2 separate regions of the Homo sapiens genome follow, and region 1 is linked to region 2. The links are chromatin loops, found by intact Hi-C in ENCODE. Cell type or tissue: heart left ventricle. All regions are shown on one strand.

The links. A loop is a pair of places that touch in the nucleus more often than their neighbours do. Peaks named below come from ENCODE experiments on the same cell type or tissue, not always from the same donor. Only the 100,000 strongest peaks of a DNase experiment are listed, where the experiment ranks them.
Region 1: a loop joins it to region 2, with 2.8 times the contacts of the local background. A loop is called at or near these places in 2 of 110 quality-filtered maps.

What each region holds. Positions count from the first base shown.
Region 1 is chr4:16,673,680-16,678,679 of GRCh38, reverse strand. All of the region lies in intron 2 of LDB2 (LIM domain binding 2), which reads left to right. Among named protein-coding and RNA genes, the nearest start is that of LDB2, 220 kb to the left of the region's middle. In heart left ventricle, no CTCF peak of the experiment used is centred here; a DNase peak (open chromatin) is centred at 2,209.
Region 2 is chr4:16,589,621-16,594,620 of GRCh38, reverse strand. The region is part of intron 3 of LDB2 (LIM domain binding 2); the gene reads left to right. Among named protein-coding and RNA genes, the nearest start is that of LDB2, 310 kb to the left of the region's middle. RefSeq lists an enhancer at 3,223-3,992. In heart left ventricle, no CTCF peak of the experiment used is centred here; no DNase peak of the experiment used is centred here.

The DNA.
Region 1 (5,000 bases), 84 kb before region 2:
CAGTTCTCTCCCAAAGAAGAGAGAATAAAACCAAGCTGGATTTTCTTAGTAACTCCTCTAGAATTTATCAAATAGCTGATTCCACATTTCTTGGGGTAAAGTGTGGAGGGGGCCCAAGAGTAGCCCAGAGTGTTACTAGGAAAGCTCACTCCACTTAGAATCCCAAGGCTCTGGGCAAGGTCCCCCCTTCACCCCTGAAACCACACTAGTCCCCAACACTGCATTTTGCCTGTCCCATGATTGGGACACACATAAATCAGACACTTGATGAACAACTAGGAGTAAGAATACTCCAAAATCAGTATGTCCAGTCTAATGTATGTCAATTGTACTTCAATATAGCTGATAAAAAAGAAAAGAATTTATCAGTGGGCCTGGTACAAAATAATTGTTTAACAACTAATAACTCTTGAGTTGACCTTTACCTTTACTGTGTTACTGTGAAGAAGGTAAGTCCTACAACTATTTGTCCTAAATGCTTCATAATCAAGAAACAGCTTGCTATGCCTCCCACTGCCATTCCTTTTTAGGGTTGGCCAGTCTGTCCTTGGTGCTTCTGATTTGGGGTTGATCTTTGAAATCGTTGTTTGCTTTCTCTATCTACTGATCTACTGCTGGTCCTAAGACAATGGGAACTTCCTTTCAAATGGAAGTCACCAATACCGCTCATAATCAAGTTTCAGATGCTGCAGAGAAAGACGGTCTACACACTTAGGTGTCTCTCAGACCCTTCAATGTAAATTTTGCCGAAACTGACATTCTAATTCAGGCAGTTCCAAATTTGGCAAAAATAGGCCTAGCCATTTCCCAGTGTTTCTTAATAGACTAACATGCAGAAATTGAATATTATTTGTGTGGGTGGTATGAAATGGAAACACATGTCCTGGCTTGGCTGAACAGTTTCAGTTTATCTCCATTTTCCTGGCAGCCCATCTGGCTTAGCATTTGTCAGAACAAAACTCTCCCAGTTAAGACAATAAATTACATGAGTGCCTTAATTACATGGAACAAGATATTTGATCTAAAAACAATATATGTTCTGGAGTTAAATGGAATTGACTAGAATCTCAGATTAGTAAGCTATTGGATCCTTTCCCAAGGAGGGGTCTTGTCTAACAGGAGATCAGCAGAGCCAATGCTGCTAGGTTGAAGCTCTGAATGTGGGGGATGTGGATTGTAATCCAGTTCTTCTGCCTGATGAGTGTTACCTACCTCTGGTCACCTTTCCCGCCCAATCCAGTCATCCCTCTTGCCATTTATCCTTTGCAATTCTTAACCACATACTTCAGAGCTTTTCTCCCTTCTGTTTTGTTGATTGTGAATACATTTTTATTTGTTAACGTATTTTATGCACATATGCTTATTTGTTTTGCTTTTGTTAGGTAAGCTCAGAAGACCCTTGGCAGCTTGGGAAAGAAGCTCAACTCCTTTGGCTGGCTTCAGGCCACCCTGAACTCTGTTCATCCTTCTGTTATCCATTCATCTTCTTCCTCCCCAGTGCCCCATGACTATTTTCCTTCAGTGCTGATTGGCCATGTTAAGAACTTCACAGATATTCACACTATAACTCCAACACATAGGCGCTATTCTCTCCCCACTTAACTGTCCTCTCCCCACTTAAGGGAACTGAGGTTCAAAGAGGTTAAGGGACTTTCTCAAATTCACTGCTTTTAAGCGAGGGGCCAAGAATCCAATCTCAACTTGTTTGACTCAAATACCAAAAAGCAGGGTCTCTGTTCTGGCCTCACCATCTGGCACCTGACTGTTCCCACCTCTGCCCTTTGCCCTACTCTCCCATGCTTGCAAATCTTACTCATCTTCAATGCCTAAACTCACACTCCACCTTGTCCAGAACTCTTCCTTGACTTGGATCTCATTTTCCTCCTTTCTTTTTGGTATTCCTACAGTATTTATAGCTTATACCATATGTTTTGGTTTGTTTTGTTTCTGAAAGCAAGTGTCCCATTCTTACATCACCCTTGAAACGTGTCTCATTCCTGAGTTCTCATTTGGACTATACTTTTCTCAAAGGTAGAGATGATTTCATAGAGCTGTTTGTATTGTCAGAAGTTAGTACATTGCCCTGTTTGTAGTCAGTGGTGAATATTGCTTACTGGTTGATAGATTTTTTTCCTCTTCTGTGTAATTCCCCACAGCACTTGACATTGTGCCTTGCACAGAGTGGGAACTCAATAATGGATGCCTTAATCCAGGCCAGATCCCCAGGGTGTTCCGTGATCTTGGCGAAGGGGCTTCCCCTTAAGATACCTCAGAGCCTTCACAGTCACAGCTGCATTGGATTAGCTTTCCACTTTCTAGCAATAATGGAGCTGGAATAGACACAGAGACAGAATACTTTGCTGTCTTATTCTTTTTCCATCAACATCTTCCAGAATTTTCACATGGGTCCTGAACACTAAGTTAGAAACATACTCCAGGACAAAGTGGGCTAGATGTAGCAACAAAGAAGAAATTCATTTAGATTCAGCTATATGTGAAGTGCTTTAACACACAAATGCACACACACACACAACCTCTCCTCCACGCCCTGCGGTGGGAAATTAAGTGTGTCAGGTGTTCAGACATGACATTAGCCAGTTACAAAACATTTTTTCTCTGGCTTCTCCCAGTAGAGGCCTTCATGTGGGTATAAAATACTGTTATTATTACTTATAAAAGCTTAAAGGGCACCTACCAATATGCCAAATATTCCCTCTTCCTCTGACAAGTACTTTTGTTTAATCAGGCACAAACAGATATATGTCATTTAATGGAATTCCATGTGATCTTATAATAAAGAAATGGAGAAATCTATGCATGAATAAATCAACACTGAAGTTGATTTATTTTTATGTTTCAACACATTGAATTGAATTGTTGCAATGGGAAAAGATACACAGACAGCATATTGATAGATCATTAAAGCTAATATTTTAAAATGTTAAACATATGTTACATGAGTGCTATTAATATATTAAGACATAGATAGTGTTAAAGGTACGAGTGACTTTGGGATCAAGGCCAACATAATAAGCACCAAAATATATAATTTTATTTATCTAGATTATTTTTGCAACCAATTAAGGGTTTTTTTTTTTCATTTTGTACCCATTTTGGTCCTATAATTATCTATATCCCTGCCTTTCCCATGAGATTAGAAGTTCTGTGACAGCAGGGGCTGTGTATTCTTTCTGTTTCTTTCTTTCTTTTTTTAAATAAAAGTGGCTGGCATAGAGATGACCCTCAATGAATCAATTGAAGTACTGTGTCTACATTAGAGATGCATTTTATTACTGTTTTGTATTTTGATTTATATTGAAGTCACATGAGGACATATCATGCCATAAAATAAGTGCGCATGTGATAAAATTGCATAGAATTAAACACATACTCAAACGAGTGGACAGAAAACTGGTGAAATCTGAATTAAGTCAGGTGTGATGGATGCCAATGGCAATTCCTTGGTTGTCATCTTGTACTATAGTCATGAAAGATGTTGCCATTGGGGAAAGCTGAGTGGAAGGTGTTTGAGACCCTTCTGCACCATTTCTTGCAGCCACATTTAAACCTACCATTATCTCAAAATAAAAGTTTTTAAAAAATAAATGATTGCATTTAAGATACTGCGAAGGTACAGTGAAAATATTTAGATTTGCATACATGAGGTAAAAATTTGAATATCCCAGTGTTCACAGAGCTTCCATGTATGTAAACATGAGCAAACAGGGAATTCGCTTTCAGGTTCCTAGATAATAAAGCAGATATTTTGGTATAATAGTTTTGAATAAGAACAGAAGCCAAGTATACTCCCTTAACATTGGTGGGAAATTCACCGAAGAAGAGAGGGATGTGTGTGTGTGTGTCTGTGTATATGTGTGTGTGTGTGTGTGTGCTTTCGGTAGATTTTTCTTTCTTTAATTTTTTCTCTAAAAATGACATTAACAAGTTTACTCAGTGCCTTCTGGGTGCCAGGCACCATGTATTCATAGATCCCAACTGATGTAATAGAAAATGCGTAAATTGGGGAGCAGACGGACCAGTGTTTGAATCCTGGCTTACCAGTTGTCCTTAGCTGTCTTCTCTGAGGCAGCTGTATAACTTCTCAGTTTCCTTAGCCATCACACACAAGTAATTAATAATCCTCACCTTTCAAAAATATGATGCTCAGAAATGAACTTATAATAAGCATGGAGGCATCCACCCTATAGGCCACATAGAGCCCAATACGTGGACACTCAATGAATGATGGGTGCTCCTGAATTATCACTGAGAGAGCTGGGGTCCCTGCTTCTAACACCGCCTCCAGGGCAACTGCTCTTATCTTTGCATCTCAGAGACAAAGAGCACTGTCTTTCTGCAGTTGTGCATTCAGCGGCAGATGCCAGAGGAAACTGCAACCAGCTCGGGGATTCGGAACCAGATGCCTGTGATGGATTATTACAATTTCCTATCATGTAATTGCTTTTCTGTTTGACCAAAGGTACCTCATTTAATCTATTTCTAATTTGTTTTAAGGCGTGAATTCTGGAAATGCGTAAAATGGGAAATATTCTCAGGGAAATCTTTCCAACTTCCTTCCCCAGCACAGCTTCAGTTGCGTTAACGTATAAGAGAGCACTTGGTAAACACTAAGGCGATATACAAATGCGAGTTGTTCCCATTATGATTATTATTGATCTTTGCTTAAATTTCCCCATGGGCTCTCTCAGTGCTCTGGGCACAGATATCCCACAGAATTTAATGGGTCTTTTGATAGTGGAGAAGAAATGTAAAAGAGGGAGAAATGTTCTCATTTTGATATTTATATCCCCACCTTTTCAACAAGCATCTCAGAGCAGGGTAGCCCATGCTTTCCCAACCCTGGCATGTAGCATTCTGGACTGGATAGTTTTTTGTTGGGGCAGGTGCTGTCCTGTGCCTTGTAGGATGTTTGGCAGCATCCCTGGCCTCTACGTACTATATGCCAGTAGCACCCCATCAATTGTGGCAACCAAAAATGT
Region 2 (5,000 bases):
TCCAGTGCCCATGCTGGTGTACGAAACCAAAGGCAAAGGAAATGGTTGTAAAATGCAAAAACAAATCATCAAATACCATTAATTCTACGGCATCTTAATTTTGTCCGTAGACTTTTTTAAATGTAGGAAAGGGTAGGGTTTTTCTTTCTTCCTGTTCTAACAGGCAGAGAGGAGAGTTGTCAGTCAGAGACAAAGAAGCTTCACACTGGATGCAGAAGTCCTGGCTGACAAGAGACTTTTGCTACATGGAAAGTAATGATCACCTGAATGATGGTTTAATCTGCCCATGTCTCACTTCATTCTGGAGATGCAGAACATTTACATAATCTTGTAGATCAGACGGACATGTAAGCCATTCATTTTGCAAGCCATTCATTTCTAGTGTTACAAAGTCTTAGCACTGCAGAGAAAGCCTTTCTCTGCTCCTTCATTATTGGTTTTTTTTTTCTTTTTTCCTCTAGGCTTAATGTTATTTTTAGGTAATTCAAGAGAAACATACCAACTCCTTATGCTGTAAGGGGAAAAAAAAAATCCATGATAATTAAATTAAAAACTTTGCTGTAATTAAGGAGCTGCTTCCAAAGCCAGTAGCCATTGAAAATAAAAATGTATTTTGTAGTAGTCCTTTTATATATTTACTCAATTTCTTTCTCAGGCCAAAACTGATTCATAAATGAACATAGCTGCTCTGAAAGTTTAGTGCTGAACATTTGGGACTTGTTTTAGATCGAAAAGAATCCCATTCTTCAGATGAATCGATAAAGTGTTATTTTCATTCAAATCCAGAAACTAAGGTTTTCCTGTGTTGCATTCTTTCTTATCCTGAAATTTTCCTCTCAGATGGTTGAGTGATTTGTTCAGGTATCTAAGGTGGTCACCAGAAACACCTGAGCACTCCCCTGAACCGAGCTCCCTTGCCCCAAGCAGCAATTGTTTGGACCACCCATCTGATGCGACTCCAAGGAAGTATATTTGCCGACTCTTGAAATGAATATTTCCATACCGTGATGAAAAATATCACTTTCTGGGAAATGGAGCTCAGTTTCATGGACTTAGTCCAGATGCTAATTATGCACATTTATTTTTAGGAAATTTGAAAGGATCCATTTTTTTTTTCTTTTTTTCCTCTCTCAATTTTTTGTTTTTTGTTTTTTTGCTCCTTGGTGATTATTATAATACTCAAAAAACTTTCCAATGTTGTTTTTCTTATATTAATTAAAAATAACTCATTTACATGTAATAAAATATCATGGCTGTTTACTACAAAACAGTGGGCTAATGACCTTTCAGACCTTTTTACAAAGAAAAAGGGTCCAGAAGCCAATGCTTATTTTTAAAGGGAAGCCTGCTATTAGTACTTAGCATATTATGTGCAGGCAGCATCGCAGTGTTCTAATTTAGGCTATCAATAAACTCTCATTCCCCAAATAGCATTTGACCCAGTGGTTCTGAGTTGCTTTTATGAAAATTTGGTCAACTGGTGAATCAAAAATCAGTCGCAATCCTAATCAACAGAAATATTAACTATTCCTCAGGAGTATCATGAGCATTATTGCAATTTCCTGATACCAGGAACATTATTGATTATGGATAAATGTGTAATTAGAATTTTAAAACACACATTATAAAGCCTTTCTTTTATGTTTTCAGTTTTTTAATCAAATAGAAAACAAGGTTTAATAATCAGAAGAGCAGACATCAAGGTTTTCAGAATTAAAGACTCTGAGTAATATTTATATTTGAGGATGTGAACACTGGTGGATTCTGGGAGGAACACTTTCTAGGGTACATTCTTGGGGTTAATTTTAGATTTTACACACTGAAACAAAGTTATGGCCATTATTGGCCACCCTTATCATCTCTATAAAGATTGGTTTATGTTTTCTCTGTTCTCAATTGTTTACTATGAATTTTTTTACTGCTACAGAGAAGTACCATGGAAATGCACCCACCAGTTTTCCTATATGAATACTCACTTATGTCTTTGACAGTTCATCCTTCTTACCTTAGCCTGTATACTACATTATATTTCAGAATTTCTTCTCTTCTCCTGACTCTAACCAAATTATAATATCAATGATCAGATCATGTGTGTGTTTGTGTGTGTGTGTGTGTATATATATATATATATATATATATATATATATATATATATGTATGTATAATGCATATGAATGCGTTTACATATGCAGTACCACTAAGGAAAATACAATGAGCTTTGCACAAGTGTTAATCTAAAAGCACTACTCCATGCATGCTGTTCCAAGCATACAAACTCAGAAAATTACATAAACACTCCCACTTAACAAGCACACTTGATTTCATCGAAGCTATATGAGAATCATTGTATTATGCAGCTATATACACAGTCAATATTGCGTTACAATTAGCCAAAGAAAGAAAAGGGTTAAAAAGCTACTGGTTAGTTTGAGAAATGTTCTTTTTTAGTTTTCTTGTTCCTGGCCTAGTCTCAAGCTAGCACGTGATCGGCTGAATGCCTGCCAGCCTCTTTCTTGTTGATCCTCCGGAGACCATCTGTACTGGGGGCATTGATTAGAGTGTGTCTGCTGGGATTACATCTTTTCTGTTGCCATGCCAACTAATCAGCTGATTTTGGTTACCACAGAAACAAAATGTCAGAGCTCACAGTACGGTAACATGAATTCAGCACAACAGAAAATGTTTTCTTAATTGGGGACCCTTTTGATTTTGGATTCCAAGTGAAAGGCAGCTTTAAAAAAAAAAAAGGCCGACTTCAGATAAAAGCTACATTAATTGTATTGATTAAGAGGAATGCACAGAATTTTTCTGAAGAGAGAAGATGTTAATTCCCTTTTATAGGCTATGCCTGTTTTTTTACCATTTCTGAATAGGAAATACATATATATTTTTTCTTATTTGCCTCCATTCCATTTGCTGGCTGTTGCATGTAAAACAAATCACAAAGCCTTTGGTTTCCTTTAATTTCTATGCTGGGTACAGGGTGTGGAGTGGCTGTCTAGGGCCTGGAAGCTGTGGGTGTAATTACTTGGGGAAGACCAGCAGTGACCAAAATCCTCCTCTGTCCTTTCATTCAAATAAGTCATTTATTTTTCCTTAAAGAAAACATCCAGCGTAGTCAACTCAGATTTGATTCTAAGGATTCCTGCCTTGCACATGGTATACCCCAGTTAAACCCTTGGTTTTGACTGAAACTAGGAGGAGCCCAAGGCCTGCTGCAATTTTCCATTTGTAGGCCCATGACAATTTGACTGCAAGAAAGGTCCCCAACTAGCTCGCTCTGTTACCGTGAACAAAGGACACAATTTAAGTTGACCTTACAGATGCTCCAACTGAGTAATCTGTCAGAGGACTACATACATGCCTTCTCATTATGAAATTCTCTCCCAATAGAAGTAAACCAGACCCTTCACCTGCCCTGCGTTTGTGGTTCATAAATGCAAAACAAATATATTAGATAATTTTTTAAACACTGACATTTAACTAAGCTAATATTTGTTTAAATATCCAATAATCTCCCCCTTTAAAAAGGATTATAGCATCCAAAATCCCTGTCGTGTTTTTGTCAAGACACTTCACTGTTGATGGCTCCCCATAGCTACCTCTCTTTTGTGAAAGCTGTCACCACAGGTGGCTTCTGTCATGCCGACACCCCAGGGGGAATTGTGTGGCTTAATCTCCATGCAACTCTTTTTAATGTCTTCGTAAATTAATTCCAAAGTTGATGATGCTCAAGGGGAGAGGTTTGGGGGAACTGAAGTCTTCTCCCTTTTCTATGCGCTCAACTCTCATGGCTGAGACACCAGAAACAAGGCACTGAAGACTACACAGCCAAGGGGTTTTGAGGCAATGTGCCCACATGCCTGAAATTACCCACAGGTCCTGCTAATTGGATCTGAGGCAAAGGTCTTCACCCAGATTATCAATAATTATCCCACAGTGTTTCTGAAATCTTTGATAAGACGAAGATGGCACACGTTAACAGCATCTTTCTCGAGTAGTGTCCCATCAACACTTGTTAGTAATTCTCCTGTACTGGCATTTGACTTGCTTAAAGAACATGTTACCTTCAGTTAGAGCGCATGGAATGCACCCAACCCAGTGCTGTGGACCAAGTTGCAATTCAGTAAGTGGTGGTGTTTTGTGTTACATTTCCAAAGAGGAAAGTGATTATTAATATTTCGTAAAAGGCTGATATAAATTGTTCACTAACTTCGTGGACTATAGTTTTACAAATACTTACATTCTCTCTTCAGTTAATTAATTTTTACTTATTCATTTATTTGTTTTTGAGTGTGTTTTTTCAAGTGTCTGGAGTGTTGTATGTTTGTTTTTAGCCTAGGAAATCTTTCTCCAAAAAGCTTGATCGGAAGCCCAATGCAGTAAAAAACAGACAAAAATCAAAGCTGCTTAGTGAAATCCAGAAAGTCAATGAGGATCTCAAAGCCGAGATGGAGGCCCAGCTCCTCCCAGCAGAGCCCCTGAGAAGCCGCCGCTAGTGAAGCCCTAGGTCTCAGGTGGCACATGATGACCATTACTGGTCTAGCGCTTTGTGTTTTCTTGGGTAGCATTCTTTTTATCTGTAGCGCTATCATTTACTGCTATCCTACTACATGCCAGGCACAATTCCAGGTAGCCTACGTACATAACTTTATTTAATGAATTTTCCTAACATTCTTACCCAAGGATATTTCTATTTCCATTTTACAGTGAGAAAAACTGGAATTTGGGGAATTTATTAGATTTTCCCCAAATTTCCAGAATGAGTAAAAAGTAGAATTGGGATTCAAATCCAGTACCCTCTGATGCCAAAGTATCCGCCCGCTATTTTGTACTGCTTTCCTAAGGCAGAAATCGTCTGATTAATGAGTTGTAACTATTTAAATTGAACCAATACACTACCACCACTTCCTAGCTCATAGTTGAAATAGGCTCAGCGGTTCGTGATTGCATAGCACTTTCCTTCATTTCAAAGTTGTTAATAGTGAAAGGAATGGTAA